Linked DNA regions of Mus musculus: all the other regions are linked to region 2. Evidence: chromatin loops called from intact Hi-C (ENCODE). Cell type or tissue: heart. All regions are shown on one strand. Links, peaks and the distances in the headings refer to the core of each region. The heading gives the core; the rest is flanking DNA. Region 1 has its middle 16 kb from the start of Mid1. Region 2 holds the start of G530011O06Rik (RIKEN cDNA G530011O06 gene). Region 3 holds the start of Mid1 (midline 1).

Region 1 (8,500 bases), core at 1,115-6,114, 120 kb before region 2:
ATGCTACTTTCCAAACAGTTTTCTCAAAGAATTACAATATATGTTATTTTAGAGCAATACTTCTTAACCCCCCAATGATGAAAGCCTTTAATACAGCTCCTCAGGTTGCAGTGACCCCCAACCTTAAAATTATTTTGTTGTTACTTCATAACTGTAGTTTTGCTACGGTTATGAATCATAATGTAACTAGGAGATATGCATGATATCTGATATGTGACCCAAATGGGATCATGGCCCACAGGTTGAAAACCACTGTTATAAAGGTTTGTGAAGATGTTGCCATTTGTTAAGAAATCTTCATTTATTTACCAAATTCAGTTGACAAAAAAAAAATACTTTTCCCACCCATAACTTTCTTAGAAGAATGAAACAAGTGACAAATATTCACTTCTCTAAAAATGTTCTCCTGAACTTCTGTTTTTAGTAGAAACTGGGTTAAAATGCATTCCCTGTAAATGTTTGCTTAATGTCGGAAATGGGGAAAGATTGTGCATTTTTTTAATTTCTTCTCTCTGTTAAATTTTCTTTCCATTTCTATTAGCATGTTGCGTTATATAGTTAAATATTCCCTGAGACTATATCAGACCTTTATACACACTGGCCTCTTGAAGTCAGTCAAAAAGCTGGAAGTAATTTTCTGTGATCCTGACCACTCAGCCCATCCCAGCTTGTTCTTATTACAAGGACCACTGAGCAGATTTGAACTCTGCCAGAAAACAATTGTAGAACCATCATAATTTGGAGCAGGAAAGGATGAGACTGCCTGATACAGAATAGAAGCTTGTCTTAGCTTGACACACACGTACCCTCCCTAGCAGATCCTAAAGCAAAACTTTCTTGGAGGAATCTTGCAGGCTAAATGGTCTTACAGAGGAGCAACCTTATGGTTGGGGCTTGAGTATTAAATCAAACACAACTGGAAAGGCAGGTAAAGAGCAATATCAAGTTGCATGCCCTACCCCACCCCCCAGTAGCTAAGGTTCATCTCAGGGAGTGTTCAGGGGAACTTAGAAAAATGAGTCTCTAAATTTCCCTGTTGTGAGAGATAACAAGGTCCCATTCCTTGACAGTAATGGCTCCATGAGAATCAACTCCATATGTTTTGGGGTTGTGAATCCAGGACTGCCTGAGGATGGGATTCCTATTTCTACCTGAAAAGCCTGACATGGAGAAGTCCATGTATACATAGATGAGGCAGAGCATTCAAGTTGAACCCAAGGACATGTGTTGAAATCCAAGTAATGGTCACTGTGGCAGTTGGCTAGCAGAAAAGGTCTTTGATGTTGTCCTTAGACAGTATTCAATTTGGTGACCAAAAAAGCCAATAACCAGGGTTTAATGGTTTATCAGAGTAAAGTTCAAATACTGCCTTGGTGAGGAGTTCAGTGGGTTATCTCAGACCACAAAGGTTTCTTGATGGAATGGAAGCGAGAGAATGGATTGATTCCTTTTTGATTCTGATTGATTCCTTGTTATTTTGGAACTTCAGGCCATGGTACTGCCTCAGTCAAGGGTATATACTCTTGCTGTGTTACCAAATCATGAAAGTAAGTTGCCGTGCTGTTGTACCTCAGAGTCTGAGCAGAACTTGAGATGTTTCAGGCTTGTGTAGTAGCAATGACAGGAAGCAAATGCATGAGAAAGCAAGACTGATAATGAAAGAAATGACTGTGACAAGAAGCCAGGAGAGGCTTAAATGAAATGTGGCTTTTGATGCCTGCCTTGGACCCTCATAATCTAGGCTTCATTCACTTTCTCAGTTTGAAAGGGTACAGTTTGTGTCATGCTTGGAAGTTGGGCTGAGTAACTGTGATCATGAAAACTTCAGAGCCAGTTCTTTCTCTACAAATACTTGAGGTAATAATGGAGGAATGCTAAAGAGTGGATCAAATTTAATGGGCCTTTGTGGCCATACTGAAGGCTACTCTATGCAGGGGTTTTATGTTGCTACTGGTGCTTCCATTGCCCACACTTTCATCATGTAAGGAAAAATAGGGAAATGATTAAGTAAAAGGAGAAAGGATGGTCTCTTGAAATTTAAGTATCACATTTCTGGAATTCTTCTTCGGAACGGGTTCATTTTGTCAACATTCCTTTCTCAGTGCACTTAAAGGGCACTATTTATTCAGGAGGAAGTTGACACAGAGCCTCACTTTGTAGCCCAGACTGAACTCAAACTCATGGCAAAGTTCTTGCCTCATCTTCCCAAGTATTGGGACTACATAAGTCAGTCACCCTATGCAGAAACATTTTAATGAGCTAGCAATAAGATGCACAAATAGGTGCCCAGTGCAGAACAAATAAGAAGGTTTTTGTACAAGAGAACCCTCTCTATCTTTTCCCTGGCCCCTGAATTTTAGGCACCTATATTATTCTTTCCATTTTTGTTTTTCTTTTTTTATTGGATATTTTATTTATTTACATTTCAAATGCTATCCCCTTTCCCAATTTCCCCCTAGAAACTCCCTATCCCACCCCCCTCCTCCTGCTCCCTTTCTGTTTTTCAAAAAGGGAATTTTTTGATTTAGGAGGAAGTCTATGACTTATAGAAAGCAGAATAGGAAGTATCAAAAGTTCTCAGATGCCATTGTTCTGCCAGTTCCTATGACCAACCCATTTGTCAAGATTGAGGTATAGCGTTGCTGGTACATTATTCTTGATTCCTTGTACTTCCAAATAATTATTGTCTCTTTTCCTGACATTAAATAGGAGCCCAGGTCACCCAAATACTAACATTTCTCTGAACTAGGATACTTCTTTCTTTATGAATGAGCAGTAACTCGACACTGACCTACCAAGAGACTACCAAGACTAGTTGACCCAAATGACGTGGCCCTATAAGAATTCCATCAGTTCTGGCAACCCCAAGATGGTTTATTACCAAAACTAAATTCAGCTGAACTCTATTGAAGACAGTTTTAAAACACGTATTTATATGTTTACAAACTTACCTTCCCACAGTCTGAAACTCCTGAGTATTCTCTAAAGCTGTAGAATATTTGGTTTTGAAGTAAGCAGTCTAGCCTTATGTGTAAGCATGCCATCAGAAACAGAGTGGAAGGTCAGAGCACTCTTTTGAACACCACAGTTGACACAGATGAGATGATAAAATTCTAAACATGGTAGACAAAATGTCTCAATGGAAATACTATCAGTTAGGAATGTGTGGTTCTCTGTCCTAAACAGATGTTCTCCAGCTGGGAGAGTTGTAACAACAAAAAAATGCATCCAAGTCCTGCTAATGGACAGACCTCTGAACACAGTCTTCCAAGGGCTTAAAGTATTTAGATTGCTTAAAAGTTCTCAAGACTTAAAAATGAAAAGTCCAGGTGTCAGTCACTACTAGTTGACCATCTATTTGAAGTATTTGGAGAGTTGGATATATTTTGTACATTTCACCAATGAGGAGTAAGGAAAATGGAACCCATGGCAAGAATGGTCCAGTTTCTCAGCATCTAATCCCCAGCCCATCTGCAATTGGCCTTGAGACTGATGAATTCACTTTCATTCCAACTAAAGCAAGTCTGGGCTGCTTCCCTGAAGTCTTATGAGTAGTAACTTTCATTTTGGCAACATCTTATGCCTGTGCAGCATGGAGGTCATGAGACTTCTTGAGCTTTTGACATTCAGCCACCAGAGGCTGCTCTGACGCTGTCATCCTCTTTTCACTCTGGGTCCAAATTTCACTGGTGAAGTTTGTAAGACTGATTTCCCTTCTCTTGCTTTGACTTTCTCCTCTTCAATACAGTTCCCTGGTGGTCTGCTGCTTGGAGTGGATGATTAATTATAGTTAAAGAAGAACTGCCGAAAGAAAAAAAAAACCTGATTGATCAGTATTTTGCCTTTCTCTCTATTTTTAAGCTCTTAATATTGTTCAACTTCTTTTAAATGAAAGAGAATTAGTTGGAGTAGAAAGAGGGATACTTTTCTACTGGCACTGGCTAATTTTTCATTATTGTCATCTCTGTGTTAATGCAACCACAATAACAACAAAAACAAAAACAAAACAAACAAACAAAATACCCCACACACTTCCAAAGGTCCTTTTTTAATTTAAATAAAATGAAAAGAAAGAAAGAAAGAAAGAAAGAAAGAAAGAAAGAAAAAAGAAAGAAGGAAGGAAGGAAAGAAAGAAAGAAAGAAAGAAAGAAAGAAAGAAAGAAAGAAAGAAAGAAAGAAAGAAAGAAAGAAAGAAAAAAGAAAGAAGGAAGGAAGGAAAGAAAGAAAGAAAGAAAGAAAGAAAGAAAGAAAGAAAGAAAGAAAGAAAGAAAGAAAGAAAGAAAGAAAACTATTATTCCATATGGCTCTGTCTTCCTGCTGCCTGGCAGAACTCTCAGCCGCTTCTCCAGCATTATGTTTGCTTTTGGCCTCCATATTCCCCACCATGATGATAATTAAATAGACCTCTGAAACTGTAAACAAACCCCAGTTAAAGTTGCTGTGGTCATCTTGTCTCTTCACAACAACAGAACACTGAGTAAGACAGCATCTAAAACAACTGTCCATTGTTTTGGTACACATGCTACAAATTTCAAGGTCCCATAGTTAGGAAATTCACTGTGTCAAGAAATAGAGGCCAGAGCTGGAGATATGACTCATTTGTACAATATTTGCCTAGTGCCTAGCACGTAAGAAACCCTGGCTTTGGTCTCTAGCATTTCATAAACCTGGGTCTGTTGGCTCATGCCTGCAAACAAAGCCCTGGAAAAGTATGTAGGGGAAGATCAGAAGTTCACAATTATCCTGGAATAGATAGTGAATTTCAGCTACATAAAACCCTGTTTCCAAATGCAAGAGAGCAAGAAAGGGAGAGGGAGAGAAAAAGAGAGAGAGGGAGACAAAGAGACAGAGACACAAAGAGACACACACAGAAAGACAGAGCAAGACACAGAGACAGAGAGAGACAGAGACACACACACAGAAAGACACAGAGAGAGAGGGAGAGGGAGAGGGAGATAGAGATAGATAGATAGATAGATAGATAGATAGATAGATAGATAGATAGATAGATAGAGACAGAGAGAGAGAGAGAGAGAGAGAGAGAGAGAGAGAGAGAGAGAGAGAGAGAGAGAGAGGAAGCCAATGCAAATTCTACATTAATGAATGTTTTCCCCTTTTTCTTTCTTGCTTCCTTCCTCCCCCACCTCTCCCATCCTCCTCTACCACCACCTTCCCCCCTCCTCCTCTTCTTCATTTTGCAACAAACTTTACATATTACTTGAGGAATCTCATTATTGTAAACCCTTCTTGTTTATTTTTCCCAAAATTCTACATCAAATTGAATAAGGTAACTCAAATATATATCTCTTATAGATTATTCAACTGAACTGGGAGAAATTTTTCTATTAATTTCAACATATATTTAAAAACCTCACATTTTTTCCTTTCTTTTTATTAGATAATTTCTTTATTTACAATTCAAATGCTATCCCGAAAGTTCCCTATACAATTCTCCTGCCCTACTCCCCTACCCACCCACTCCTATTTTTTGACCCTGGCATTCCTCTGTACTGGGGCATATAAAGTTTGCACTACCAAGGGGCCTCTCTTCCAAATGATGGCCTACTAGGCCATCTTCTGCTACATATGCAGCTAGAGACATGAGCTCTGTGGGTACTGGTTAGTTCATATTGTTGTTCCACCTATAGGGTTGCAGATCCCTTTAGCTCCTTGGGTACTTTCTCTAGCTCCTCCATTGGGGGCCCTGTGTTCCATCCTATAGATGACTGTGAGCATCCACTTCTGTATTTGCCAGGCACTGGCATAGCCTCACAAGAGACAGCTATATCAGGGTCCTTTCAGCAAAATCTTTCTGGCTTATGCAATAGTGTCTGCGTTTGGTGGCGGATTATGGGATGAATCCCCGGGTGGGGTTGTCTCTGGATAGTCCATCCTTTCGTCTTAGCTCCAAACTTTGCCTCTGTAACTCCTTTCATGGATATTTTGATCCCTATTCTAAGGAGGAATGAAGTATCCACACTTTGGTCTTCCTTCGTCTTGATTTTCTTGTGCTTTGCAAATTGTATCTTGGGTATTCTAAGTTTCTGGGCTAATACCCACTTATCAGTGAGTGCATATCAAGTGACTTCTTTTGTGATTGGGTTACCTCACTAAGGATGATATCCTCCAGATACATCCATTTGCCCAAGAATTTCATAAATTCATTGTGTTTAATAGCTGAGTAGTACTCCATTGTGTAAATGTACCACATTTTCTGTATCCATTCCTCTTTTGAGGGACATCTGGGTTCTTTCCAGCTTCTGGCTATTATAAATAAGGCTGCTATGAACATAGTGGAGCATGTGTCCTTCTTACCGGTTGGAGCATCTTCTGGGTATATGCCCAGGAGAGGTATTGCGGGATCCTCCGGTAGTACTATGTCCAATTTTCTGAAGAACTGCCAGACTGATTTTCAGTGTGGTTGTACAAGCTTGCAATCTCACCAGCAATGAAGGAGTGTTCCTCTTTCTCCACATCCACGCCAGCATCTGCTGTCACCTGAATTTTTTATCTTAGCTATTCTGACTGGTGTGAGGTGGAATCTCAAAGTTGTTTTGATTTGCATTTCCCTGATGATTAAGGATGTTGAACATTTTTCAGGTGCTTCTCAGCCCTTCAGTATTCCTCACTTGAGAATACTTTGTTTAGCACTGTACCCCATTTTTAATGGAGTTATATGAATTTCTAGAGTCCAGCTTCTTGAGCTCTTTATATATATTTAATATTATTTCCCTATTAGATTTAGGGTTGGTAAAAATCCTTTCCCAATCTGTTGATGGCCTTTTTGTCTTATTGACAGTGTCTTTTGCCTTACAGAAGCTTTGCAATTTCATGAGGCCCCCTTTTGTCAATTCTTGATCTTACAGCACAAGCCATTGCTGTTCTGTTCAGGAATTTTTCCCCTGTGCCCATATCTTCGAGGCTTTTCCCCACTTTCTCCTCTATAAATTTCAGTCTCTGGTTTTATGTGGAGTTCTTTGATCCTCTTAGACTTGAGCTTTGTAGAAGGAGATAAGAACGGATCAATTCTCATTCTTCTACATGATAACCGCCAGTTGTGCCAGCACCATTTGTTGAAAATGCTTTTCCATTGGATGGTTTTAGCTCCCTTGTCAAAGATCAAGTGACCATAGGTATGTGGATTCATTTCTGGGTCTTTGATTCTATTCCATTGATCTATCTGTTTGTCATTGTACCAGTACCATGCAGTTTTTACCACAATTGCTCTGTAGTACAGCTTAATGTCAGGCATGGTGATTCCACCAGAGGTTCTTTTATTGTTGAAAATAGTTTTTTGCTATCCTTGGTTTTTTATTATTCCAAATGAATTTACAAATTGCCCCCTTTTTAGGTATTTTCTTCATTTACATTTCAAATGCTATCCAAAAAGTCCCCCATACCCCCCCCCACTTCCCTATCCACTCACTCCCATTTCTTGGCCCTGGGGTTCCCCTGTACTGAGGCATATAAAGTTTGCAAGTCCAAGGGGCCTCTCTTCCCAATGATGGCCGACTAGGCCATCTTCTGATACATATGCAGCTAGAGAGATGAGCTCTGGGGGGTACTGGTTAGTTCATATTTTTGTTCCACCTATAGAGTTGCAGATCCCTTTAGCTCCTTGGGTACTTTCTCTAGCTCCTCCATTGCGCTGACACCATTGCATACACCAGCAAAATTTTGCTGAAAGGACCCTGATATAGCTGTCTTTTGTTAGGTTATGCTGGGGCCTGGAAAACACAGAAGTGGATGCTCACAGTTAGCTATTGGCTGGAACACAGGGCCCCCAATGGAGGAGCAAATTGCCCTTTCTAACTCAGTGAAGAATTGAGTTGGAATTTTGATGGGAATTGCATTGAATCTGTAGATTGCTTTCGGCAGGATAGCCATTTTTACTATATTAATCCTGCCAATCCATGAGCATGGGAGATCTTTCCATCTTCTGAGATCTTCTTCAATTTCTTTCTTCAGAGACTTGAAGTTCTTTTTTTTTTAACATTTATTTATTTATTTATTTATTACATGTAAGTACACTATAGCTGTCTTCAGACACTTCAGAAGAGGGAGTCAGATCTCATTACGGGTGATTGTGAGCCACCATGTGGTTGCTGGGATTTGAACTTTGAACCTTTGGAAGAGCAGTCAGGTGCTCTTACCCACTAAGCCATCTCACCAGCCCTGAAGTTCTTATCATACAGATCTTTCACTTCCTTAGTTAGAGTCACACCAAGGTATTTTATATTATTTGTGACTATTGTGAAGGGTGTTGTTTCCCTAATTTCTTTCTCAGTCCGTTTATCCTTTGTGTAGAGAAACGCCATTGATTTGTTTGTGTTAATTTTATATCCAACTACTGCACTGAAGCTGTTTATCAAAAACCTCACATTTTTAATAATGTATCTGTCTTTGTAAAGAAGTTATCGAGAAACCATAGAACATTTTTAAATGTTTGGTATCATTATGTCTATAGGATTATAACTAAAAGTTTTGAAATTGGTATTTG
Region 2 (8,500 bases), core at 2,351-7,350:
GGCTTACTTCAGTGTTCCTTCTGTGTACCAACAGGAAGCCATCTCTCGAATGAGTATATCCTTTTGGCAGGATGAATCGGGAAGTTCTGCTTTGAAAGCCTGTAGGTGGCTAACTCACTTCAGCCAGACATGGTCCAATGAGGAAAAAAAAAAAAAAAAAAAGAATGTTTCTAAAGTCCTATTAGATACAACAACAGATGCTGGTGTGAATACAGAAGTGAAAGGAACCTTTATACACTGCTGGTGGCAATGCAAAGTAGTGTATTCACAATGAAGCTCAGTTTGAAGGGTACACACACACACACACACACACAACTAGTTATACAAATACACACACACACACAACTAGTTATACAAATCCTGGTCATGTACCCAAAGGACTCCATATCCTAACATAGAGATACTTGCTCAGCCATATTTATTGCTATACTATTTACAATAGCTAAGATATAGAATCAACCTAAAGTTCCCTTGACAGAAGAGTGGATTTTAAGAATATGGTATATCCACATATGGGAATTGTATTCTGCCATAAAAAGAATGGAGTCTTCACATTTTCAGGAACATGGATGGGCCTGGATTTCGTCAGCTATATCTGGGTCCTTTCGATAAAATCTTGCTAGTGTATGCAATGGTGTCAGCGTTTGGAAGCTGATTATGGGATGGATCCCTGGATAAGGCAGTCTCTAGATGGTCCACCTTTCATCTCAGCTCCAAACTCCGTCTCTGTAACTCCTTCCATGGGTGTTTTGTTCCCAGTTCTGAGAAGGGGCAAAGTGTCCACACTTTGGTCTTCGTTCTTCTTGAGTTTCATGTGTTTTGCAAATTGTATCTTGTATCTTGGGTATTCTAAGTTTTTGGGCTATCACCTGAGGAATACCGAATGGCAGAGAAGCACCTGAAAAAAAATGTTCAACATCCTTAATCATCAGGGAAATGCAAATCAGAACAACCCTGAGATTCCACCTCACAGCCACTCAGAATGGCTAAGATCAAATTCAGATGAATGCCATTTTATTCATCCTGTAGGTCAATGCATCCCGTCAAGAAGCCAAACTGACAGAAGAATGTGATCTTCTCATTGAAATCATTCAGCAACGAAGACAAATTATTGGAACAAAGATTAAAGAAGGCAAGGTATGGTTTCCTTGATAAAAAGGTTCTGTATTTCTCACCTGAAGAATATATACTTTCTCTCCAACATCTACAGCTTTGAAAGTTAAAAACAAATCGTACTCTCTGCATTCGTCATAATCCCTTCTTAACTACCTGCCTTGGTCCATTTTGTGTTGCTGTAGTAAAATACTCGACAAAGAGTAGTGAAGAACCGAAAGAGAATTATTCATATTTCTTAAAATTCCCAATAGCATGGCACCATGTTTGCTCAATGCCTCTGGCAGTAAGTGTCCACCTAGAATCTACTGAGAATATACTTCCGCATAGTGCATCTTCTTTCATCATGTGGACTCATCTCTCATTCCTTTCGTCTCCTAGTTTCTCAGATGCCTGTTTTTCTGCCATGGTTAGTTGCTATTATGTTCCAAGAAGATAATCTGCTATTGTCAAGTGGTTGCATGCCAGGATCAATACTCTACATGCCCACATAAATTTCTTTAGAAAATTTATCGTTTTAATGTTAAATTGACAAGTTATACGTGTACATGTTGGTGGATACGACATGATTCTGTGGTTCATGAATAGAATGTATAATAATTAAATCAAGCTAAGTAACATATTCATCACCTCAAACACTTATTTTTGTGGTGATAAATTCTCGAATTTAACGGTCTAGTAATCTGGAAGTGTAAGAAATTTACATTTGGTATATTTGTTAATCTATGCAATGTAGCTCAAAAAATTTTTTTAAAAAGCCTCTGTTCTCCTGTTTAATTGGTTACGTATTCTTCTTATGATGGTTTCTATCGTACTATTACACATTACCAAAACTTTGTAGCTTAGAACCTTCTTATTGATTATCTTACTGTTCTGATGTCTGAGAGCAGTCTCACTGTACTAAAGGCTACATAGGTTAAAGGCAATGTTAGTAAGCTATGCTTGTCTTGTCAAGTTTCTGGAGGTCATCCATGGTCCTTGGCTCACAACTAAGTCATTAGCACTCTGCCTTCTGTCTTCATCCTGCTATCTACTTCACTGACATGAACCGTCCTGTCTCTCTGTCATAAAGACCTTAGGAATTATGTAGAGATTACCCAGACGATCCTGGACCACCCCAACCCCTTAAGATTCTTAACCTAGACATCTACAAAGTTCCTTTGGTATGGAAGGTAGCATACTGAAAGATTCCCAAGGTGCCGATGTGGACTTCGCTAAGAGTCCATCTTCAGATTGCAGTGGCACTTTTTCATACCTCTGCAGCAACCGTACTTACTTACCCTTACTCAGCTGCAGCTTGAATTTCACGGCCTGGGGTTTCCTTTCAGGAGCTAGAGGATAGTAATAAAAGGTATTCCAGTTTGGGCCATGATTATAGGTAGAGTCCATCTTTTGTAGCACTCACTCCGCTGCAGACATACACCATTAATAGACATGGACTCCAACGGTGAAGAGTGAAATGAGAGCAGCATTTCGGTGAAGCAGGAATGGCATGAAAGTGCAATGCCACAACTGTGGCTGGAAGCACAGGCATGGTTGAAGAGATACGGGCATGCCTGCAGTTCCGATGCCTGTGCCTAAAAAACATCCTGGAAGAATCTGGAATTGCTTTGGATCGGATGGAAGGCAGAAACCAGGCCTGTGCCTCAGCGCCACAGACTGCAGAAGGCTTCTTATTCATTACGAGGGACGGGAAAAGAGTATTGCCGATGTCTGCCTGGCATCATAGCTTTTGGCAAACTTCAGTTCTGAGGTTCTGGAACAAGTCAGTCGTTAAGAGGACCCGTACTCCACTCATTCTATTATCACACCAGACAGGTGCCTCAGAGGCACAGAGATGAGACAGGAGTCCACAGTGAGATTGGATTGCAGAGCGCTGAGCCCAGGAGCCGGGTTAGGGGAAAGCAGAAGTAAAACCATTGGAGCACACCAAGGAGAACAAGAAGCTATTTTCAGATTCTTTTCTTTAAAACTGAGGTGCTGAGCTCATTTCCGAAGCAAGCCAAGAAATCTTGAGTTTCTAAAAGCACAGCCAGCAAAATCAGCAGCATTATCTAATTTCCGGTAAGATTCGTTTTGCAGAAGAGGACACAGACCTGAAAAGAAACAGTTTAGAGATAAAGAAATCACAGACAAAAAAGGACTCAAAGAAGAAATACACAGACGGGAATGCAATCAATAAGTTTTGGAGGTAAACTCGTAGACAATTATGTGACAGAAAACAGCTACAGAAGAAATTGGGCAATCCGACCCCTTGGAGGAAGTTTTTTCCCGGCGTGCTCTCTGTCGCCACCCGGTGGTGACAGAGGAGAATGCGGCGGTCGTGACCGTTCGATTTTCCTTTTTTCAAAGGACACTTGTTTTTGGTTTCCGTGAGCGTTGATTCCTTTTCAAAGCATCTACGTGCACGTTCGTTTTTCTCTTATTATCTTTTATTATCTTTTATTATCATTGATGTGCTTCACGAGATATGAATATTCTTCTGCTTCCGTGGGGACTGAGTTTTGGCCTCTGCCTGGGGAGTTCCATCGAGGTAAGAAGGGACAAAAGGGTCTGAGTGACATTCAAGCATGACAGATGTCCATGGACTTAAAGATTAAAGCGAGATTGATATTTGAAATGCTGGTCCCGACCATACTAGTCATTCATCACCCGGAGACTTAAAAACGTGCGTTGCTCGTTCAAATGCAAATTACTGTGGCTCTGCCAATGGCAGCTCCTTAACTAGAATGCCAGAGGATGTGCCCAGACATCTAGAGTTTTCCTGGGAAAGATCCCCAGCTGATTCTATCGCACACAGTGTTTGTGAATCTCCGAGGCAACTGTCAACTGACCTGTAATGAAAAGTACGCTCTACATGGAAGTCCACTCGAGAAGATCGTGGCAGTTTCACAGTATGCTCTCAATTTCTTTTACATCAATATCTCCTGTTTCGGTTATTCTTCTTGTCCTTAAACATCACCGTTAATCTCCAAATAGCCTCAGAGGAAAAACCTGAAAAATATGACATTGAAGAGCCGTCATCTTTGAGACGTGTGGTCTCTGCTGTGCCTATTCAAAGGCTAAGAGAGTGACATGAAATGAAGCCAGAAGAGTAGTCTGACCTCATCTCGTTTGGTGAGAATTTTATCATCTGCCTTCAACTTGGCCGTACCATTTAAATCTTCTTGATGTTATGTAATTAAATATTCCACTCATCTGGTTTATGGTTGAGACTATTAACTTATCCTTCTGGAATTCTCCCTTCCTCTGACAGTTCCTAATAGATGTGTTCTAACACCCTGAGTTAGGCTAGAGGGCTGCCTCGACTCTCTAGATAATGTTGCCAGAGGCTCTGTTCTATCTGGTGTGAAATGGTGTTATTTTGTTCGACTCGGGTACACACTTCTCCTGATAGGGACAAGACCTACCTTTAGAATGAACGATGTGTTTTTAACCATGCTGCCAAGATCACATATTCTTAGCTGCCAAGTCTGGACATTTCATTCTGACTCGTCATTTTCATGGACTCTTTTCAGCCTTGTCTGAAATCTTGGGCTCAGCACCTCTCGATTCGGCTGTCATTTCCTTCGTTTGCTTAGTACACATTTGGAATTGGACATTCCCTAGGGTTCTACAGATCTGACATCTCCTTCCTTCCTTCCTTCCTTCCTTCCTTCCTTCCTTCCTTCCTTCCTTTTTTTTTCTCCAAGATTAAAGTTGTCCTGGGATAATAGTCATGACTTGGAGAAAGCAAAAATCTCTTGAAGTTAGCAGGAATTCTGGAGGGAGCTTGAGCCTGCCTTGTCTGTAAGACAGATTAACCAGGCATCCTCCCTACCCTCTCACCCAAGGCTATTTTCCATTCCGGAATTATCAGAAAACCAGCCAAAACCTGTCCCCTTGCATGTAGGTGGGGCCGGTAGGCACGAGGTGATTCCAATTACTTGGAATTTTAATTCTAACTTGGCTCCTGGCTGGAGGGCTTCAGCTTATGGCACATTTCAGACACCAGAGCCGCGGTCAAGCGGCTTCCCCTGGACTTCTCTTGACCTGCCGGAGAGAGAGGTCGTGGACGATTACAGTCAATACGGTCAAGGTTTGTTTTTTTTTTTTGGTTTTTTTTCAAGCAAGACAGAATCGGGAACTAGAATGGAGATTGTGAAACAAGTGTGTGTTTTATCCCAAATGGGAAATGCTTATCAAAATAGTCAACTCATCAAGTGAGCACAGAGTGACTGGAAATGACGTTTACAGTGAGAGGAAATGGCCCAGCTGTGCTTTTTTTGGCTTTCTCTCATCAGTTCAATAAGAAAAATATCAATCAATGGGAAAATGCTCCCTCTCTGTTAATTTCATACACAGGTTTTAGGCAGTATGGAAAATAGGAATACCTAATGCTTTCATGTCACAACTTTATTACGTGGATTACAAAGAACTTTGTAGGATTTTTTTTTCACTGTTTTTAACTTAAGCCTCGAATTCACACCTACAGACATGTTTTATTTTCTTAAAGGCATATTGAAAACCTGAGATGGAGAGAGTTCCAGGGTTCTCTAAGGTCCTGAAGTCATTAGGTAGGATGGCAGAAGGAAGAGATTCGGTGACCGTTTGTCACTTGCCAGCGGACACCTTTCCCCCCTTCAACAGAGAAGTAATGAGCGATGCTAGTGTGAGTTAGTGTCACACTGACACGAATTAGTGTCTCCTCATCAAACAGGTGACTAAGGCTTCTCCAAAGACTGAAAGTTCGAGTTCCAAAAATTTGCCTTCCGGATTTCAACCTCTCTCTGCTTAGACAGAACAGACCTCACGCCTCTGAAGGGTTCAGCCCTGAGCCACCTCCCAAGCGATCGATCCTTAACGTGTGACCTCGCCCGCCGTGCTTCTCTCGTTCCAGGTGATCAGGCTCCGCAAGTTAGCTCAGCAGATTGCAAACTGTAAACAGTGCCTTGAGAGGTCTGCATCGCTCATCTCGCAAGCGGAGCACTCGCTGAAGGAAAATGACCACGCCCGTTTTCTACAGACAGCAAAGAATATCACTGAGAGGTGGGTGCAGGGACAGCTGGGAAGCTGTCAGGCTGATGGTGGCTCATATCTGCGTGGGACTGACTGGTCGGCCTTGCTCTCCGACTGACTTGTTTTCTGTTAGAGGTCGAGTGCCAGAGAGAATGGAAGCTTTGGCTGGTTTGCTCCAGCTAAGAACGCTTTCCTTCGACATGATAAAACCCTTTCCATGACAGCCTTCAGCCTTAGCTATGATAAGTCCTGTGAATTTAATTCATTTGAATGTCACAGTTAGTCAAGGAAAAGCATCACAATGATGCTCTTCAATTACTCCTGGTGATCGAGTCAGGAGGTGATGTTACATTGTCTACAATCCCGTTGCTACTTGAATACTTCATTTATCTAGTTTAAATGGCCTGAGACTTTCTTCCTGCTATCAATTCGATGAGGGCATTTCAGATTAAACAATCTATGTTGTTCCCTAGGTAACAACGTTAAATTTCTGCCAGAGATACAGCTGGAGAAACCATATTGGGGTTATTTTACACAGGTATTCTTTATCACTGTTGTGAGATTCTCATCAAGTAAAACTAACTGGTGACAGGATACAATTTAAATGCTCCACCTATTCCGAATATCTCATAGGACCCAACACCTTTTGTCCGGCTTTTTGCATTGTGATTTTGGCATGGTTCGTCCGTATTTTGGCATGTGCCTCTGCTCCATTCCTTTTTTGTTGCTGTGTACTATTTCTATTGTATGGATAGACTCCCAGCCAAGATCTAGGGTCCTCGTGAATATCCAAAGTTTTAAGAGCTATTAAAAGACACAAGAGTGTCTATACTGCTCAGGATAACTTGATCGTACCCAGCTTTTCGCATGAAATGTGAGAGCAGGCACCTGAAATCTTCCTCAGTATCGCCAGCTAGTGTGGAGATCTTATGCAACTGGGCATCAGTGATCTTTATAAGAAAATACGTGATTGCAATTATAGCTAAGGCCTTTCGAGTTCCACCAGACGAACAAGAACGAAACGAAACGAAACGAAACAAAACCAGTGTCCTAATGTTTATGGAACTCAACAAAACCATAAAACACATCAAGATAAGTCTAGATCATTCTCTATGCTCAGTAGTAGCATTATTCAAGACATGGTTTTCTTTGTGTAAACAGAATTACTTGCATTTTAGCACCCGCTAGATTGTTCTGCTGTCAGTCACTTTCCAAATGAACTCAAGAGCACACAGGAGACAGACACACATACCTTGCTTTACGCTTTATACAAGGGAGCACTCACCAGAAAATCTGAGCGTAGGGACGAGATTGTGTGCCGACTGGGGAATTTCTGAGAAAGCTCAGGAATATTTTCCGTGGCATCTGTTGGGAAGACGGTAGGGGGAAAAAAGGCGAATAGCGGGACAACGAGAAAGAGCCAGACAACCCCTCCCCCCCTTTTCATGTTTATTTTAGAGAGAGGCTAGTAATTGATTAAACTAATCCAAGATCTGGAGACATTCTTTTTTCATCTTCACTCTGCCTTTGATGCAGTTTGAAATTCTGGAGACTCCCCTTGGAAGTGGGGCAGGGGCGAGTCTGAAAGGAACAGACAGTTTCCCAGACAGATGTGTGAAGAGATGCCTGAAGCTGTGCGCTTCTGGCCGGGGTTCGATGTGACCGGGCCGGGCTGTCAAATACACAGCAGCACGAAATATGAAGATTCTTCTGCTTCCGTGGGGACTTTTTCGGATATTTTAAAGAAGGGGGGGGGGGTGGCACCGGGTTACCTCTCCCAATTCCTCTGCTTTCTCTGTGAGGTTGTTTGCGTTCGCACGTGACGCCTTTTCAGAGGGGGTACTTTTTAAAACCCTGATATTTCTTTTCCTTTGGTTTGGTTCTCACTCCTTCACAGTGGTGATAAAAGGCACCTTGACATTTCTTAAAACAGTGTCTTGTTTAAATTACAGAGTCTCCATGGCAACTGCATCCTCCCAGGTCCTAATTCCCGAAATCAACCTCAATGACACGTTTGACACTTTTGCCTTGGATTTTTCCCGGGAGAAGAAACTGCTAGAATGTCTGGATTACCTAACAGGTATCATCTTACTCTCTTTTATGTTCTTTCTAGTACAGTGTCTATTCACTTTACCATTGAGTCAATTATCTTCTAAAATTTTATGTTCTCTCTAGTACAGTGTGTATTCACTTTACCATTGAGTCACTTATCTTCTAAAACCCATACACGTGCTTCAGTCTTTGAAATGCTATCTGATAGTCCTATAAAGATGAATGTCCACGCTGTATTCTAACCTGAATAACACAGACCAAGTAGAAACAGGGACAAGAAAATAAAGATAAAGGAAGAATTTAAATGACTTGTTGATTTGTTAGCAGATCACCGTGA
Region 3 (8,500 bases), core at 2,015-7,014, 97 kb before region 2:
CTAGTTAAGCTTTGAGCAGATGCAGTCTGTTAGACAAGAATAGAACTCATCCTTTACTTTGGGGAGCTCTGACACAACATCCAGCTGCTTCCAGTCATTTGACTCCTGAAAGCTGCCCTAATCCTGGTAAAGGCAGCCTCTCCTGCACCCAGGTCCACCCACTGCTCCTGATTGGCGAGGCTCTCCGCGACCGGAGCCCGCCGCCTACGACGTCCCTGTGAACTGATTTGAAATAAGAGCCAGGCGGTCCTCGCTAGCCTGCGCCCGACTTTTCATAGGCTGGAAAAGGAAAGGTTGAGAAACTTGACATTGTCTTGGGTAGAGAGCGTCTAGAAGCAGATCAAAGAATAAAAAGGGAGGGGGACGAAAAACGTGCTCTTTGCTGCCTGTGGATTCGACCGAGTTGCTTTTGTCTTGTGGGCTTTTCTGCCGGCTTTGGTGTCTGCGCTTGGAAGCCTGCGGGTGCGCTTCCGAGCAGCTTGCTCCCTGCCGGATGGGTCATGGAATTCTAAACATGAGGCAGGTAAGCTTGGGGGTTGTGATTGTAGCTGTGCTGGCGCCAGCCACAGAAGGAGGGCTTTAGCTTGGGGCCCCTGCGACCTGTTACTCCCAGAGCGGGCGGAGTGATCAAACGCAGCGTTCCAGCAGATCCATTAGGTGGAAGGAGGGGACTGCCTTCTCTTCCTAAGGCTACCTTAGAAAGCACATCACCTGCCGGCACCCCACTGCCTCGTCCTTACTACCTACCCGCGCCAGCTTTTGCTTCTAAGAGTGGTTGCTGATGTCAGGCAGTCTTTGTAAAAGGTTCAGAGCGGTTTGTGGAATATGCAAATCAATTCCAGTTTGCGGGCCTCTGGAATGTATTGTGCTGGATTCATCTCAAGCTTTTAGCCTCTACCCTATTATGCTTCAGGTTAGAATAAAGACAACTGCACAGTCTGACAAAGAAGCACGCTGGGACTCTTATCTTATTTTGCTTTCACGTTTTGAGCACTTTACTGTGTGTCCGAGGCTGAGAAGGCGAAAGCAGTCTGGATGGAACAAGCTGCACTTCCAGCGGAGGCAGGCGCGGGGAGGGGGGAGGGGGGTGTTACAGACTTTTTTAAAAACCGTTCTAGCACTTTAGGAGTTGTATTTTGTGTTGCTGCTGGACGTAAGAACACAGTCCCGGAAGTACTGAAGGGAGACCGGTCTTGAGTGTGTCTCTGTGAAGAATTCCAAGCCAGCAGCTTCTTCCGTCGCTCTAGGGCATAGGGATACAATTCCTTATCAACTTAGGTAGAAGTTTATGAGGTTTATAGCTTTGCCGTTGAGGAAAAAGAGAAAAGGAAAGACTGGATTACAAAGCCTAGAAGAGGGTGTAATTTACAACTCTATCACAGTTGGAAAAAAAAATCTTACGTCAATGTTTTATTGCCGAGATCGATACTCACAAGGGAAAGACAAAAGTAAAAGCCTTTCAGTGACTGGGAAGGACAGAGACTCCCGGGGAGGAATGCTAGTTACTCTTGCCAGAGCGGAGTAACTCCGGGTGGGAAACTGAGCATCTGTTTTGTCACCGGAAAACCTCTTCTCTTTTTTCTTCCAGTTGAGTTGGGTGTGCCCCACCCCAAAGTGTTCACTTTAGGCGAAAGTAAACCTTCCCATGAGTGGTTGGGCCAAGGGGTTTACGACTTTCCGTTTCACTGCCGCAGAGGTAAAGCAGAGGCCCTGCATGAAAGGTCAGGAGCAAAGGCCCTCACATTTCTTATTCGCTAACTTGCTCTTCTGGACGAGCTTGGGAAATTGCAGGAGTACAGAAAAAAGCACATGAAAGACTGTGTGTGTGCTTTCAGCAAATTGCATCTGCCTAGCTGGAGAGTGGTGCAGAGGCTGGCTTTCTCGAAGTTTTGCGATCTTATAGAGCAGCCTCATTCTTTGAATTTCTAGCAAGCACATGAGATAGACAAAAGGGGCAAGGAGGCTTGCTGGATAGGAGCAAGAAAGAGAATAGGTACACAATACTATTTTTCACAAAGGTCCTAAGCCGGAACAAAGAAGTTATTTGATGCTGTGTGAAGCCACCTGTCTTGTCCTCGGTGATGTGTGAACTCAATTTTTAGAATCTTTGTGCCCACACAGTTCCTCTGGAATGGGGTGACACTCCCTCTGTCTGATGCCTCAGGCAGGCTTGTCCAGAGCTTGGGATGATTTTTCCCATGTGGAACTGTGGCATTTGTATGAAGTTGGCAAACAGCCCAGTGTTGAAGTTTTAACTGTACAAGTAGGCATGTAGTAACTCCTTAGTTATTTAATGAATGACCATCTTTTCATCCCACATCTCTGGATACATATATAACATTGTTCTTTCGCCTATTGGGTAGTTGAAAAGAGGGAGGGACTGGGGGAGGAGATGCAAGAGTAGCGATCATTGTTCATACAAGAAACCAGGCATGAGATGGTAGCATTACTGCATGGGCGAGTCCCAGATTTGTTCTTGTTTCTCTTGTTGGGGGAGGGGAAGAGACCTTACCACTTCATTCAGGCAGAGGAATAACATCCACCAACCAATTTGTCATCTTAGGCCCAGCAGCCCCTGGCTGTATTTGCAGGGTTAGCTATCAAACCAACCCATGTGTCATCAGCTCAGCAATGAAACACAATCCTCTTGCTGGTAAGTGATCCGTCCCTAGGGCTGTGCAAATGCCGAACAGTGGGGTGGCAAGCCAGGACAGATCCCTACCACTAACTAGTTAGAAATTCTCCATAGCCCAAAACTCGCCAACACAATTAGAAGGCTACATGTTTGTGTGTAAGACTCAGAAAGTTTGGGCTCTTACCAGATTGTCAGCACACAAACAGTGCAGGTCAAAATTCTTATAAGGTAAATGAAACAAGCAAGCAAACAAACATAAACCTGACAAGTTCATCAGGAAGTCATTTTAAAGTGTGCCAACCTCTCTTGGCACTTTGATCAAAAAAAAAAAATGGAAAACTTTTCAGATTCTTCTTTGAGAAGGAATTTGCTGCGTTCCCAGGCAAAAGGAAAGGCATGGCCACCTGTTATAGAAGTCCAGCCAAAAACAACAGGTTTGCTTATGACATTCCCACAACTGCAAATATCCTCCCTAAATAGCAAGTCACATTAATTGTCCCACCACAGACTAAGAACAAATATTTCATTCTCAAGTTGGAAAAAAATAGAATCTCCAGATGAAATTCCCTACCAGGCATATTTTGGGATTTTAGAATCCCAATAACTTTAGAGAAATATACTAAGCAGCTGAGATGACTTTTCTTTTAGTCTCTTGGTCTCCCAGCTGCTATTTTGTTTTTTGTGAGGCTACGATGCTGCTGATGCAAGGAAGCTGTGATTGAGTTTGGTCAGCCCATTTTGCATTCTTTAGATTGGAGTTAAAATGCCCAAGGACATCTGGCTTACTAATGAAAGTCCTGGCAGTAATCTTTCCTCAGAGGATTAGAAAGTCCTTTACAAATATCATCTATTTATTCTCAACCACACCTCCATGGAGAGAATGAAGGGCAGCTTGATCCTCATCGAACAAATGGTGAAGTGAAGGCAAAGACAAAAGAAAAAAGAAAAAAAAGAAAAGATTAAAAATAATGAGAACAGCAAGTTAGAGGCTGGTCTCCTAGTCTGGAATTCACCCACCCAGAAAGACTACCTGTAAAATAAAACCAAAACCTCTCCATCAATGTTCCTTTCCTCTTGTTCTGTTACTAGCATACAATGTCTCGAGTATGCTGTGTAGCTTCATTTCTTTAGAAATGAAAGCCTTGAGAAGTTTAAAGGACAAGACCTTTCTGATTTCCTTTGTCCCAACATTAAGATCAGGCAGTTTTATGACACTTAATAGGAAGATGCTATAACTGGAATTTTAAATGTGTATCTGAGAAATGGGTCCCCTTTAACAGATGTTTTAAGTTTTTGTATACGCTTTTAGAGAGTTTGATGTCTTCAGCGTATGTTAAGATTTTATTTGTTTTTCTACTGCCTATCTTTCAGGAAATGTTACCATTGTAGGACTTGTCAACGAAAAGATATTTGTTGGTTGTTTCAAAGTAATTTTTGAGTTGGTTTTTCCTTAGTGTTCAGCGTGACTCATGTTCTGAGTTTGTCTGGCTGTGGACCGCATAGGCTTCAAACAAATCTGTTAATTGGTAGTTGTATGCTATCCGCAGACATTCCTGCAAAGTTTGAAGGCGAGCTGTGCCTGTGGATGCCTCCTGGCTTTGATCCCTTGTGTGGTAAATAGACATCCAAGGTAGTTATGGAAACCTAGGCTTACATTGTTGAGGGGGGTGGGGAAGTATTTGGTCAGAGAGTAATTTGTTTGATTAAGAAAAGATGGGCCAAATCAGGATATTTTTTGTCCACATGATTTGAGTATCCCAGTTGTTCCAAGTCAGTTAGAGTTCAATAGATAAGAAAAAAAATATGACTAACCACGTCAGAATATTTGTTAAAAGTAAGTTAAATTCTTCTTAATCAACTGTTTGCTACGCTCCCAGAGAAAATTGTAAGATGAAAGAGACGGCTAAAATATGTAAATGTTGTCAGTATCTCTGCTGTGCTTAGTCTGAGTGTTGTCAGTTTTAGAATTCCAGACTCTAAAAGAAATGCCAGGATCTGGCTGGAAGTGTGTATTTCACTTATCTACCTGCAGGGGTCAGATTTGAAGTTTCCTTGACGAACACCTAGGCCTTGGACACCACTGCAGGCATACCCAAGCAGGACCAGAGAGATTACTCTGCTTATAAGAGTGATTAGTTACCAATTCTTTAACCTTGTGACCGAATCTACTATGAAAACTAGTTCGCTCAAGGAAGAGGATATCAAATACACTTTGATTAAAGCAAGAGTGATAGAGTCAGGTCAAACTGGAGCCTAATCTGTGTGGATGTGGGGAAGTTTCTGAGGAAGAGTTTTGGTTTATTATCAGCCCCTTTCATCTGAAACCAAACTCATCTGACCGGTTTTGTTTTAGGTTCTTTACTGACTCTTGTTAACTGGCATGATGTAGACATTTCGTTTAACTAGAGGACACGCTGTTAGATGCTCATCAGAGTTAAAGATTTCTTTTTCCCTTAGATGAAGATATTCTTTGACATAACATTAAGATCTTTAAAGTCCTCCAGTAAGTGGTGTTAAGGAAGTAAAAAGTTGTGGTACCCAGACACACAAAAAAGAGGGAACTTTACTAAAAAGAAAATAATCAAAAACTAAAACCGTAAAAGTTTATCTCCTTTGTGCAAAAACAAAACAAAACTATATTAAAAAAAAAAAAAAACAGGTTCTGAGTTAAAAAGGCAAAAGCAGTAAGTGGTCCTGATTGTAGCATGTAAGTGACTGTTAAACATTCCATATTCAGTCAGCTATGTATGATAAATAAAATACCAAGGCTTCCCATCTCTTATCATTCAAAATTTACTGAGCACTTCCAGAATTAATCTACTTAGTTCATTTAGAAGAAACTACACAGTGAGTGATTTTTGTATTTCAGATGTCTTTTGGGTTCTCAACATAGTTTGATAGAATCCTTGACTTCAAAGTACTTCCAATCTAGTATATAGGTTTGATACCAGTAGTATAATATAGATTATTACATGAGAAGAATGGCTGTTTGCTTGTTCTTCCCTATATTTATTTGTAATGATGAAAATCCCTTTAAAAACTAATGATTGCCTAAAATTTACTGAACTTAATGGAGCTGAGAAATAATCTGTATTTGTGACATTTTATTTCCATGTTCACTTGTAGACACTCATGATTTCTTTGCTAAAATCAATTTATCAGAGAAAATACCTAATACAGAGTCCCAACTCTATAAATGCTTCATGTTCCATTTTATTGAGTATTCCAATATATTTTTATTTACTTTAAGTTTATTTTTAGCATATGAGAGTGTATGCTTTGTACTGTACTTTTATTTGTAGTTGATTTTTTTTTAGTAAGCACACAACATAATGGGTTTCACTGACATTTCATATGTATCATGTTTTTTGATCTTTAACTGATGCATGAAATATAAAAATTGTACATACTAATGAGATCCATGTGATATTTCAGTGCATCCATATCCTGTATAATTAAGTTAAAGGTATCTGTCTCTTCAAATTACCAACTCTTTATGGCAAAAACATTTTAAAATCCTTTTTTCTAACCCTTTGAGATATACAATTATACAAATATTATCTAGACTCACCAAACCTTTGACTCCTATATAAGTGTGTTCTTCAAGTTTCTTGTTTGAAACTAGAAATTTTTCAAGTGAGAAATGATGCCATGGACATTTTTTTAGGCCATGGACATTTTTTTATTATTTTTTTTAGTTTTTCCGAAACAGGGTTTCTCTGTGTAGCCCTGGCTGTCCTGGAACTCACTCTGTGGACCAGTCTGGCCTCGAACTCAGAAATCCACCTGCCTCTGCCTCCCGTGTACTGGGATTAAAGGCATGTACCACCACGATCTGTGCCACGGACATTTTGAAACACTATCTTTGAAGGGTTTGTGGGCATGGCTCAGCCAGAAAAATGTTTGCTTTGCAAACCTGAGCAAAGGAGCTTGATACCCAAGAACCACATCAAAATGCTAGGAATAGTAGTGCATTGTGTTCCCTGCAATAAGAAGGAGGAAACTAGGAGTCAGTATGGAACACTGGCATATCAGCCTAGCAGAATTAGTGAACTGCAAGCCAATAAAAGACAGTCTCAAAGGAAGAAGATGACAGTAAATATTGTAACATGTATATGAAGGTGCTCTATTTGTATATTGATGGCTACTGTAGCAGGGAGTTAATTTTCTTTAGAGTATGGCCACTGGGAGAGCTTATTTTCTAGTGCGTAGCCCCTGATCCAGGTGCACATGGGTAGCACTAAAAGAACACATCAAGATTAATTTTATTTTACAAAGGACATGAAGTTGGGAAGGGACCTTTTTGGGTGGGGTCTTGAGGAAGTTGAAGGGGAAATAAGAATATGGGTATGCTTAAAATTTTATTATATATATATGTGTGTGTATACATATATATACATATATGCATATATATATATCAAAGGATAAATAAAAACATTATTTTAAAAGGCAGCTGGATAGTATTCCTGAGGAATATCATGTGCATACTCCATGCTCATGAACACACACACACACACACACACACTACTCATTATTTTGAAAGCTATTCAATCTGATTAATTTGAGATCAAGTTCCGAGTTTTACGAACATGCTACTATTCTATAAAGGATGGAAATACAAAACAATTACCATACTTGTTGATACCAGAACAGTTTTAGCAATATTTGAAATAGAAAAAGTTTACACTAGTTTTTTTTTCCTTTCTCTCTCACTTCTGATATTCTGGTCCCTCCAAGGTATCTCCCCACCTGACCTAATTTAACATGCAGTGAATCCATATTTGCCTATCTGTTATCCTTTTCTTGCCTCCCCTTCCCTGTACACATACCACATCTCTATTTCTTTAGGACAGTGGTCTTCAGGGCAGGTTGGGAGAGAATTCATATAGATAAGATAAAACTGTCATAGCCTTTTAATCCTTAGAATGAATCTTTAATTGGGGAAATTCAAACAGTGAAGAATTTCAAACAGTGGAGCCCAGAGCTACAAAACACATGACTTCCCTGTCAGGAGACAATATTTAGGGGCCAGGTCATGTCTTGACAGACAGGATTTGCTAGCATGCTTGCCTTATATTTCAGATCTATTCACTAGACCTTTCTCAGCATCCTCTCTGAACTTGTGGATTCAGAAGAGCCTTTATGCATGACAGCCAGAGAACCACAGAGGAGTAACAAAGAAACAATGATGCTATGTGTGTGTTCGGGTTGTTTATGAGGACTTTCTTTGTATGCTATTTGGATTAAAATAAACAGGAGGAAATGGCTGTGGCCCTTATATACATTCATATTTGGGATAGTCTATTTCCAGTTAATTATAGCTCTGGCTATCTTGAAATTGAGTTACTTTAGAGCAAGAATCACATCTAAGGTATCCTTGAATTCTCAGATCCAAATACAGGTGTTGAAACACAGAGAGAGTTATTAAGTGTTTTATGGAAACATGAGAGGTAAACCTTAGTAGAAAGATGGGAAATATAAAGATCAGAGTGGCCCTGAAGAAGAAAGAATGTTTGAGTGGTCAGTGGTATGGTAAAGAGTAATTGATGAGTATCAAAAAAACTTAAAGTATTTTGTGGTTGCTTAACCATTCAGTTATATTCTGCCAAAGACCCAACACAGAACATACCAAGCAGCTTATCTTGATGGTAGAAATAATTCTGGTGTGGGAATTGCCCCTAACTGATCAAAGCCTAAATTGCAAGATAGGATCTGTAAAGCTTGTTCTCACTGAGGCTAACTTGAAGTTTTAGATCATAGCCAAATGTATAGTTAGTTTATTTTGCCAGGTAAATATCAAGTCATATTTATTTAGCAACAAAAGGAATATTTCCACATTCCTTTCTTCCTCTCCTCTCCCTCTCC

Evidence for each region. Hi-C counts contacts between places; a loop is a spot of excess contacts. Peaks named below come from ENCODE experiments on the same cell type or tissue, not always from the same donor. Only the 100,000 strongest peaks of a DNase experiment are listed, where the experiment ranks them.
Region 1: it touches region 2 in a loop (7-fold over the local background); 3 of 42 quality-filtered maps call a loop at or near these places.
Region 3: it touches region 2 in a loop (2.7-fold over the local background); 6 of 42 quality-filtered maps call a loop at or near these places.

The regions. Positions count from the first base shown.
Region 1 is chrX:169,859,443-169,867,942 of GRCm38, forward strand. It overlaps a transcript of Mid1 not described here. Among named protein-coding and RNA genes, the nearest start is that of Mid1, 16 kb to the right of the region's middle. In heart, for the core only: a CTCF peak has its summit at 3,629; a DNase peak (open chromatin) is centred at 3,629; H3K27me3 peaks cover 505 bases.
Region 2 is chrX:169,975,893-169,984,392 of GRCm38, forward strand. Mid1 (midline 1) reads left to right here. Exons shown (of 10, transcript NM_001290505.1): 4 at 1,030-1,137; 5 at 5,993-6,141; 6 at 8,064-8,191. G530011O06Rik (RIKEN cDNA G530011O06 gene) reads right to left here and starts at 3,025. Exons shown (of 2, transcript NR_029457.1): 1 at 2,394-3,025; 2 at 1-898. In heart, for the core only: no CTCF peak of the experiment used is centred there; DNase peaks (open chromatin) are centred at 2,669, 3,429, 5,099, 6,049 and 3 weaker places.
Region 3 is chrX:169,879,387-169,887,886 of GRCm38, forward strand. It overlaps Mid1 (midline 1), which reads left to right and starts at 233. Exons shown (of 10, transcript NM_001290505.1): 1 at 233-523. In heart, for the core only: a CTCF peak has its summit at 4,653; a DNase peak (open chromatin) is centred at 2,645; H3K4me3 peaks cover 136 bases; H3K27ac peaks cover 203 bases; H3K27me3 peaks cover 447 bases.